Linked DNA regions of Homo sapiens: region 1 is linked to region 2. Evidence: read pairs that join two places in POLR2A ChIA-PET (ENCODE). Cell type or tissue: PC-9. All regions are shown on one strand. Each heading gives the region's core, and the rest is flanking DNA. Links, peaks and the distances in the headings are about the cores only. Region 1 has its middle 89 kb from the start of ROCR. Region 2 has its middle 150 kb from the start of ROCR.

The links. Peaks named below come from ENCODE experiments on the same cell type or tissue, not always from the same donor. Only the 100,000 strongest peaks of a DNase experiment are listed, where the experiment ranks them.
Region 1: POLR2A ChIA-PET joins it to region 2 with 23 read pairs; 3 of 35 experiments call an interaction of 5 or more read pairs at or near these places.

What each region holds. Positions count from the first base shown.
Region 1 is chr17:71,934,365-71,939,751 of GRCh38, forward strand. No RefSeq gene overlaps it. Among named protein-coding and RNA genes, the nearest start is that of ROCR, 89 kb to the right of the region's middle. In PC-9, for the core only: no CTCF peak of the experiment used is centred there; a DNase peak (open chromatin) is centred at 2,807; H3K27ac peaks cover 1,515 bases.
Region 2 is chr17:71,874,972-71,880,358 of GRCh38, forward strand. No RefSeq gene overlaps it. Among named protein-coding and RNA genes, the nearest start is that of ROCR, 150 kb to the right of the region's middle. In PC-9, for the core only: no CTCF peak of the experiment used is centred there; no DNase peak of the experiment used is centred there.

The sequences.
Region 1 (5,387 bases), core at 236-5,235, 60 kb after region 2:
ACCAGGGGAGTATCAGGCAGAGATTGGTCAGGTAAATTACCGAGGGTCACCCAGCTGGGAAGTCACAGAGTTAGGATTCAACTCCAAGCAGTTTTCAAAGTCTCTAAACTTGAAGCGTCACAAAACTCTTCTCATATTACCTCCAGGTTATGAAACCAAGGAAGGGGGGTTTTCACTTTTGTTTTATTTCTTACACCTTTACAAATGCTCCAGTTTCTCTAGAAGCAAATATGTTAATATATTTTTTATAATCAAAAAAATTAATTTTTTATATAAGCAAGCAAGGCAGGATAAACTTTGGGCCTGTTCAGCAAACTCACCACAAAGAAACAGGATAATGAGTCACCTGTCATGGCAGGGTAGTCAGACAGCCTTCCTGGAAGAGGTAAATCTTAAAGGACAGGTAAGGCTGGGGAAGAAAGAATGGGGGAAACAGGAATTATAGGTAGAGTAGTATGTTTTTCAAGAGCAAAACTGAGCTCCTGAGCAAAAGTCACAGGAAAATTCGGCTCAATCCCCACACAACCAAAAGACGTTGACCTTCCTGTATTGATAGATCAAAGAGAGAAAAATTAACTCAAAGAACTACACATTTTCCTTGCACATATTTTCATATATCCGCAAAGACTCCAATGTCCTTTCAGGAAAATGGTAACCATTGGGGCCTGTGTGCTGTCTTCGTTTTTCCTTTTTCTTCCCACTTATCCATTCCTAAAGTCACAAATCTATGACTCAGATGAAAATGGCATAGCAGCAAAGGGAGGTGTTGAGGAGTGGGAGAGAGAAAAAGAGGTAAAGGCAATTAGTCTTTGGATCCTGTTCCTTGGTGATTTCTGCCATGACACCAAATTGCAAAGATGCAAAAACCCTCTCATTAACAGCCTGGTGACGGATATGAGAAAGGTCACCCAACTGAAGCTACTGGAGGCTCCTTGTCTCTATGAATCCCAGGCAAACCAGTAAGGCCCGGCTAACAGATATTTTCAGAACATTCATTCACTTCAAAATCAGATCAGTGAAAGGTTGAGAATATTCTCTGGGAAATCTGGTCTGCCTTTAAGCAGAGGGTTCTAAATGCAGTCATTGACGCAGTGATTAAGGAGAATAATTATCTCTTCCCTTTATTCTGCCACAGAGAATTGCTAGAGGCCAAGAACCGATTAGTGCTGGCTAACAAATCCTACTCTACCCCTCCTACATCTCCCTGCACCCAATGTCTCCCAAATGAAAATGGACAAAATATTTTTCAGCTGAACTAATTCATGAAGCTATAAAACTAGCAGCCTTACTTGCCATTCACCATTTGGGATTTAAAAACTCAAGAATAGGAGATTAGACAGTGTCTTGGCTTTATATGCTGTTACTACAATTAAATAAACAGCCCCCTGTGTGAATTAATCGCCTTGGTGCAGGCTAAAATAGTGCAAGAATCTAGGCGAGATTTTGAAAAATGTTTAGACTGATTTAGATCGACTAGGAATTGCTAATGGTTTTTATAGCTAATACTTTCAACTCCCTCCATCCAAAGCAAACACGCACACACACACACATCCCTCAGGAAAGCAATGGTTGAGTCTCAGTTGTGTAAACTTGGTCTTGCAAAATGAAATTTTTTATCTCTTGCACCTAAACATCCCAACATGGCTCTGGAGACACAAAGACTGAAATGAGGATGATAGTCTTTTTTCAAAATTGAAGGCATATGTTTTATAACCCACCTGGTGTTCATTTTATCATGAGATCTTCTACCCCAGCCTTCAAGTGATTGTCAAGTAGTTATTGAAATAAAACATCAATGTGATAAAATGACTACAATTTACATGAAGACAGTCAGAGAATCTTATTCCTGAGAAAATCTCCAGCCTAAAACCGAGAGGTTCAAAATATAAACTCCAAGTGCTTTTAAAGACTCCCTTAAGAAAGTGGAGAGATGGAATTAAAGAATAGCAGTGTGTGTGTGTGTGTGTGTGTGTGTGTGTGTGTGTGTGTGTGAAGCCTATCATACTAATTTTTTAAAAAATTTTTTTCCCAGCTTCATTAAGATATAGTTGACAAGTAAAAATTGTCAATATTTATGGTGTCCTATATGATTGTTTTGATAGATGCACACATTGTGAAATGATTAAGTCACACTAATTAACATGTCCATCACCTCAATATCATTTTGTGTGTGTGTGTGGTGGTGACACTTAAGATCTACTCTCCTAGCAATTTTCAAGTATACAATATAACAACAGCATAGTTGCTAGAAAGGGGTCCCAATTCAGACTCCAAGAGAGGGTCCTTGGATCTCAGGGAGAGTCCACAGAGTAAAGCAAAAGCAAGTTTATTAGGAAAGTTAAGGAATAAAAGAATGGCTAAGCCATAGGCAGAGCAGCACTGTGGGCTGCTGGTTGGCTATATTTATAGTTATTTCTTGATTATACGCTAAACAAGGGGTGGATTATTCATGAGTTTTCTGGGAAAGAAGCAGGCAATTCTCAGAACTGAGGGGAACCCCACCACCACCTGTGGCCTTTTTAGACCATATAGGGTAACTTCCAGATATTGCCATGGCATTGGTAAACTGTCATGGCACTAGTGGGAGTGTCTGTTAGCAAACTAATGCATTATAATTACTGTATAATGAGCAACAAGGACAACCAGAGGTTGCTTTCCTTGACATCTTGGATTTGGTGGGTTTTGGCTGGCTTCTTTACTGCATCCTGTTTTATCAGCAGGGTTTTTGTGACCTGGATCTTGTGTTGACCTCCTATTTCATCCTCTGACTAAGAATGCCTAATCCGCTGGGAATGCAGCCCAACAGGTCTCAGCCTCATTCTACCCAGTCCCTGTTCAAGATGGAACCTCAAACAGGAACCCCTGTTCACTCTGGTTCCAACGCCTCTAACATAGTCACCATGTCATACAGTAGACTCCTAGAATTTATTCATCCTGTCTAACTTGACCTTTGTACCCTTTGACCAACATATCTGCATTCCCACCATATCATGTTAATTTGTTTTCATTAAAAAATAAAATGAGAGAAAAATTATACCCAATCCTTATCGGAAAAAAGATACAGACGTGCTGCCTCTGCAGAGGTGGCCTGATGATCCCAGCAAAGAGAATAGTGGTGCTGAATTCAATTAGCTTAACTCTTGCAAGAAAAGAATGGAAAGCCGTATATACCACAAGCAGTGCATGTGATAGTCCTGGGGATTATCGAGGGAAAAGAACGAAAAATGAACAAGTTCAGCAGGAACTGTGATAGCCTGGGGTAATGAAGGAGAGTGGGACGCACTTGATGAAAGCCCCAAACACAGCAGCAGGTGGAGAAGTTGTTGACTTTATTTAGCATTAATTGCAGGAAAGCGTCTATAAAATGTGGTCAAAAATTATTAAACCCCTGATGTTATGCCAACATTATGCCATCCCCTGTTCCAAGGCAGGTGTATTATTCCTGGTCCCAAGGATTAAAGTAAATCATGGCTTTTCCATGTATTCTGAATATTGCATTTCATTATTTTTTACTGCCCTGTTTCTCTAGGTTTTTGTGGCTTAATAGGCTCTGCTATTTATAAACTCATCACGGGTTCCATGTTGGGGGAGGGAATGTCAGAAAAAGAATGTCCGTTCAACATTCCCTCTCCACCCTTAAATCTCTATGTGAACATACTCTATATACATTTCTGGAAACCACTCAAGTCAAACATATTTACAGTGATGGCCACAGACACATCTCTCTCCTCCCACTGGATCTGGGACACTTGCTTAGATTTAAGAGACTGATTTCAAGATACTCACTTGTGGTTATCTGAAGAAACCCAGATTTGCATACTTGATGCCCAAAACTTTGTTCTAGAAGCCACAAAACTATGCTAATCATTTCAAACAAAAGGGGAGCTTGAGTTTACCCACAAATCCAAAATGAATCCAAGCATACTTTTTGTCTGTGACAGGGTCTTGCTCTGCCACCCAGACAAACTTTTAAAATCTCAATTAAAAATTAAAACATTCAAGTAGCATTTTGCAGAAGACTCTCAGTATTACCCAAATATTCCTGAAGGCCCCAAAATGATGAGATTCTACAGATAGACTGAGAAAATAAAACAATGAAAAGCATGCCCGAGTCATCTTGCGAAGCCGCTGTGCACACTGACCAGCCCAACCATTGGCCAACACCACCCAGGACCCAAGAGTCATACCAGGCAGAAAACAGCAGCCTCACTTCCTTATGTGTCCTGATTGGGGAGGTGGCCAAAATACTGTAACTGCAAGCCCCTTCTCACTCCCACTCCCTATTCTCCCTGTTTTCTGTATCTTTTTATCTTTAGTTCTCAGAAAACAAACGTACAGGCAGTCAAAGAATAACCTGAAAATGTTTCTTTGCCTCCTAAGATGCAGAGCAGCAGGCGGAGAAATAGAGAACGAGCAGCACTCTAGTGACAGCACAGCCCGGAAGTGGAGCTGGACGTGCATGCCAGTGGCACTTGTTCAAATGCCAGTCGTAGTGCAGAGGGTGGAGGAAGAGAACTCAAGCTTGCAATCATGCTTTCTCAGTATTCCCAGATTTTTTTTTTTCCTTTGTTACCTCCCTCCCAAGAAAACCTTGTAGATTTGTTTCCCCTCATTGCCTACCTCCCCATGAAATGTCATGCCACAGAAAAATGGTTATATATGTTTTTACACTCATTCACAAAGAACCAAATTTTGTCCGCTTGGTAGTATTTATCCCCCCTCTTGAGAATGCATGTGCCAGCCCCTTAGTCCCTGGGAGTCAGGTTATGTGTCTACAATGAATTTGTTCATCCTCCGTAAAGCAGGGTTTCTCAACCTTTGTACCATTGACATTTGGGACAGACAATTCTCTGTTGTAGGTGCCGTCCTGTGCGATGGAGGGTTTTCGGCAGCATCCCTGGCCTCTAGGTGCCGGTAGCACTTCTATCCCCCATTCTCCTATGTAACAACCAAAAATGTCTCCAGACCCTGCCAAATGTCCCTCAACAGGGCAGAATGGCCCCAGCTGACAACTGCTTCTCTACAGGTTAGGAATATAGCAGTGAATAAGACAGGCAAAGTTTCCACCTAAAGTTTTGCTACTCAACAGTTGCTTGGTCTTAATACCTCTTAACAGCTCTTGGTTGCTTTACCTCTCCAAGAAAAAAAAAAATTAAATAATACCCAAGGTCCTCTCCAACTTTGTCATCCTTTGTGATCTCTTTGTGTGTTTTTAATTAAATATAATTGTTTAGAATGGCTTTTTTCCCCTAAAGGTTTGAACCCAAATCACATATACAATGGATTTTAAAAATAAACATAAAAAGCATGTGATAAATAAATCTTTTTTAAAACAAATATATTCTTCCAAAAATCAGTGTGTAAATGATCTTATCCAGAGAAAGTTA
Region 2 (5,387 bases), core at 63-5,062:
TGCCTGTGAATAGATGAGTGGATAAAGAAAATGTGGTACTTCTACACAATGGAGTACTATTCAGCCATAAAAAAAAGAAAATGAGATTTAGTCATTTGAGAAAACATGGATGGAACTGGAAGTCATTATGTTAAGTGAAATAAGCCAGGCACAGAAAGACAAACATCACATGTTCTCACATATTTGCGGGATCTGAAAATCAAAACCATTGAACTCATGGAGATAGAGGGTAGAAGGACAGTTACCAGAGGCTGGGAAGGGTAGTGGGGGTGTGATGGGAAGGTGGGGATTGTTAATGGGTACAAAAAAATAGAATGAATGAATAAGGCCTAGAGTTTGATAGCACAATAGGGTGACTATAGTCAATAATTTAATTGTACATTTTAAAATAACTAAAAGAGTGGAATTGGATTGTTTGTAACACAAAGGATAAATGCTTGAGGGAATGGATACCCCTTAATGGGATTATTATGCATTTCATGCTTGTATCAAAACATCTCATGTAACATATAAATATATACACCTACTATGTGCTTACAGAAATTTAAAATAAACAATTTTTGGCTGGGCGCCATGGCTCAGGCCTGTAATTCCAGCACTTTGGGAGGCCAAGGCAGGTAGACTATCCGAGATTAGGAGTTTGAGACCAGCCTGGCCAACATGACAAAACCCCATCTCTATTAAAAATACAAAAATTAGCTAGGCATGGTGGATCGCGCCTGTAATCCCAGCTACTTGGGAGGCTGAGACAGGGGGATTGCTTGAACCCAGGAGGCAGAGGTTGCAGTGAGCCGAGATCGTGCCACTGCACTCCAGCCTGGGTAACAGAGCAGGACTCCATCTCAAAAAAATCAATAAATAAAATAAAGTAAAATAAAATAAAATAAACCTTTTTTAAAGAACCATATTTGCCTTCTTGTCTGAAACAAATTTTAAAATGTGGGACAAAAATACATGAAGCAATGGTTTTAAAGACAGTGGACATTAGTCAATGAAGGACAGTGAGCCCCAAAAGAAGGAAAACAACAGAATAAACCTCTATAATTGACCCAGCCTACTGCCTGTAGAGAATCTCAAAAGTGCAGTACAAGGAAGGGGGAACCCAGGGAGCTTAGCATTTCCTGGGAGTTGAACAGACAGATATGATTGTCTGGGGAGGATGGTCAGCTAGAGTTTGCAGGACAGACTCACGTATACAAAATATCACATATATGTATATATAATCATGTAGGGTGTGTGTGTATCCAAGAGCCCCTTATGACTCTCTATTATTTATGTAGTCCTTTTGTGCATATAAATTTTTTCCTATTTTCTTAGGGATATTATTTATATTTTTGAAATTTTCTTCTGCTCTTTGCATTGTTTCTATGCCTCTACTTTACTTTCTCTCTCTCTCACTCTCTCCCTTTCTCCATTCCGCACCCTCTTCCCCGTCTTTCATGTCCAAGTGGAGGCTTCTGTCCATGCCTGGAGATCCTTGCCTATCAATTCCTGTATCTGCAAGAAAGGCTTTTGAGATGATGGGCTTCATTGTAGAATCAATGGGAAGGAACCTAACCATTTTGTTTAGGGAAACCCCCAAATATCACCATATCCAGCTTTCTCAGGGGCTTTTTATTTTTCCAGGGAATCATTGACTGTCTCTCCTGAGGGTACTAGAGGAACTTGGCGTGTGGATAATGTACTTAGCATCCAGTATTCTATTGACATGTCAATATGTAAGCCTTGCCCTAGTCCTGTGTTTTCCACATAGGGCAATACCATCACTCCTGGCTTTCAGTTTTGTTTGGTGTTCTCCAGAAAGTAAATCCTGCCTCCTGTTAGGGTAAGGCTTGGGATGTGATGAAAAATGTTGAATGCTATCTTTTAGTATTTTCATGTCCTTTACTCTTGCCTTCCTTCATTCTGTCCTTCGAAACAACTGCTTGAAATTCACTGTTTCATTAACATAAACAAGCTTATTTTTAATTCACATATTTATCTGCAGGTGCATGGGTTTCAGCTCCCTCCAGTCTGTTGAGTCATTTAGCAAACTAGTTGCCCTGTTCCCATTAGCTACCTGTTGAAGAAATTTCTTGTTCATTGTTTTCACCCTTCCTGATTTTTTTTTTTTTTTTTTTTTTTTTTTTTGAGACAGAGTCTCGCTCTGTCGCCCAGGTTGGAGTGCAGTGGCGTGATCTCAGCTCACTGCAAGCTCAGCCTCCTGGGTTCACGCCATTCTCCTGCCTCAGCCTCCCGAGTAGCTGGGACCACAGGCGCCTGCCACCACGCCCGGCTAATTTTTTGCATTTTTAGTAGAGATGAGGTTTCACCGTGTTAGCCAGATGGTCTCGATCTCCTGACCTCGTGATCCTCCCGCCTCAGCCTCCCAAAGTGCTGGGATTACAGGCGTGAGCCACCGTGCCCGGCCTCACCCTTCCTGATCTTTTAACCTCATGGATTTAAACTTTCTTTGAAATTGTTTTATGCTATGTTAGTACAGTTTTGATGGAAAAAAGAAATGTACATACTATATGTTGTATTATATGTATTCAAACGTGTGCTCAAACAAGGAGGAGTCAGGGTGCAGAGGAATTGTTTCCTAAATTATTATTAGCAAGCAATCCACCTTCTGAAGTGTGATGGCCTGGACTCACACCCTTGCTTATCTGTTTATTTTCCCATTGTGCAGATGAGCAGGCTGAGACTTACAATTATTAAATCAGTTGTTCAAGGTCACAAAGTTATACTTCTATCTCAGGGTTGTTATGAGTATCAAATAAGATAGATCACTTAGCATAGTTACTATCTCCTCATAACAGTTTAAAAATGTTATCTTTCACGATTAAACACCTGGTCCTTATTGATTCTCCAACTTCTGAATATGGTGCAGGTAGGCCTGCAGAAAAGTGGAAAGTAAAAAATTGGAAAGATACATGAAGGAATAGGACACATTATGCTCAGCTGGGGAATAATGGCATTTCAGTGAAAGTAATAGTAGGTATGTCAACTCAATTGTAGTACTTAAATTTAGTTTTTTGGGTTTTTTTGTTTGTTGGTTTTTATATAATCAGCTTTGGAAACAAAATGTGTTGGGAAAATAATAGAAAACTAATAATTCTTTCAATAGCATAGGCTGAATATTTCCTTAAATTGTAAGAAAAATAAAGCATAAACCTTTAAGTCGTTCCTTGAGCAGATATCTTTAGAGTGTACTAATGCTGCATTTAATTATATTTTCTAAAATCTCTTAATCTGCTACTTTTCTATTTGATTTTATTTTGTTTCCAAGTAATATCTGAAAGTTTTAGCCTCCAGCCTAAAAGGCAGGAATAACTGGTATCAGACTAGCTCTCCTACAATAAACAACTAGCAAACTGGAGAAAATATATGAAACAGTTTTTGGACACTGAACAAAGAGATGATACATGGCTGTGATCCCTGAGAAAAGAGTAAAAATAAAACGAGACTTGTGATCACAGTGGCCTTCTGCCTGGAAGCAGTTTCTGAATCAGGTGCTGAAAACAAGCAAAATACAATGGTTTCCTTGAGCTTAAAAGACAAAAATCAGAGTTTAGAGGTGGCTGGAATTTGTGTGGCTGAGTATCAGAAAGGATGGAATCTATACAGCAGAGACCCAGAATCTGCATAGAGGTTTGTTTGAGTCTCTGGTCATATGCTTAGAGTAAAATTCCACAAATCTGAAAAAGGAACAAAGAACAGAGATAGAACAACTTATTGACAAGCTATCTGGAAGAAAATATTTGCATTTCATATATCTGAAAGAAGACTTCAATCCAAAATATGTAAAGAATACTTACAACTCAATAATAAGGAGCTAAACACACCAATTGAAAATGGAAAATTTGGCCAGGCATGGTGGCTAATGCCTGTAATCCCAGCACTTTGGCAGGCTGAGGCAGGGATCACCTGAGGTCAGGAGATCGAAACTAGCCTGGCCAACATGGTGAAACCCTGTCTCTACTAAAAAAAAAAAAAAAAAAAAAAAAATTAGCCAGGAGTGGTGGTGCATACCTGTAAGCCCAGCTACTCGGGAGGCTGAGGCAAGAGAATCACTTGAACCCGGGAAATGGAGGTTGCAGTGAGCTGAGATGTCACTGCACTCCAGCCTGGGGGACAGAGCAAGACTTCATCTCAAAAAAAAAAAAAAAGGAGAATTTATTTGATCAGCCACTTCACAAAAAATGTATAAATGACCAGTGAGCACATACAAAAGTGCTTATTAGACAAAATGGAAATGCAAATGAAAACAAAGAAGGAGTACTTTACAGTTACTACCACATACTAGAATGGCTAAAATGTAAAAGACTGACAATACCAAATGTTGTAAATGTTGCAAAGATTTGGAGCAACTAGAACTCTCCTACATTGCTGGTGGCAACGTACAACAATGTAGGAGAGGCCCGGGAATGACTCTTGCTGTCCCAATCCAGCCAGAGGATTCTATGAAGCCTCTCCCTCAATCATTCTAGGGAAGGGAGACAGTAACAATAGGATGTAATTGAACCTTCAGGGTCTTGGCAACTGGGAGGAGAAAAAAAAATTACAAGAAACTGTCAGTCTCTTTGCAAAATAGACTGGCAGTTTCTTACAAAATTTAAAAATGTACCCACTCTGTGATCTAAGAATTCTACTCCTGGCTGTGTATCCAAGAGAACTGGAAACATAAATCTCCAAAAAGATTCCTACATAAATGAATGTTCATAGCAGCTTTCTTTATAATAACCCTAACTTGGAAACAACAGAAATGTTCCTCAGTGGGTAAATGGGTAAACAAATTGTTTATATTCATACAATGAAATATACTTAGCAATTTAAATAAGCTGCTTTCAAATACAGTGACAAAAAGGGATCTCAAAATCTTCATGCTAAAATAAGATGTAAAGAATTCATGGTATGAAATTTTAGAACAAGCAAAACTAATCCATTATATAGAAATCAGATCAATAATTGCTTGGAGCAGGATTGGCTGGTAAGGGACATAGACATTTTCTTAGATGAAAATGCTCTGTATATTGACTTGCGTAATGTTTACATGAATATATAAATTTGTTAAAAATCCCCAAACTGTATATCAAATATCAGTGCTGTCTTAAGGTAACAGTAGGCTGCTCTGCTGAGCTCAAATTATTATTAAATGTTTCACCACAACACATTTCCATCTACTGAACCATTTAGAAGATTTTTTTAAAAAGTGGAAAAATAAGTGTGATTTATTGTAATTAAATATAATTCAACAATGTTTATTTTTAAATGTTTATGCTAATACTCTTCTCCAACCAAGAGTGATCTGAATTCTAAGGGAGGACCGAAGAGCTTTGGTGCACAATTAAAGAACACTTAGCTGCCAGAAGAAGATGAGGGGTCTCTGCCGTGCTACTATGGTG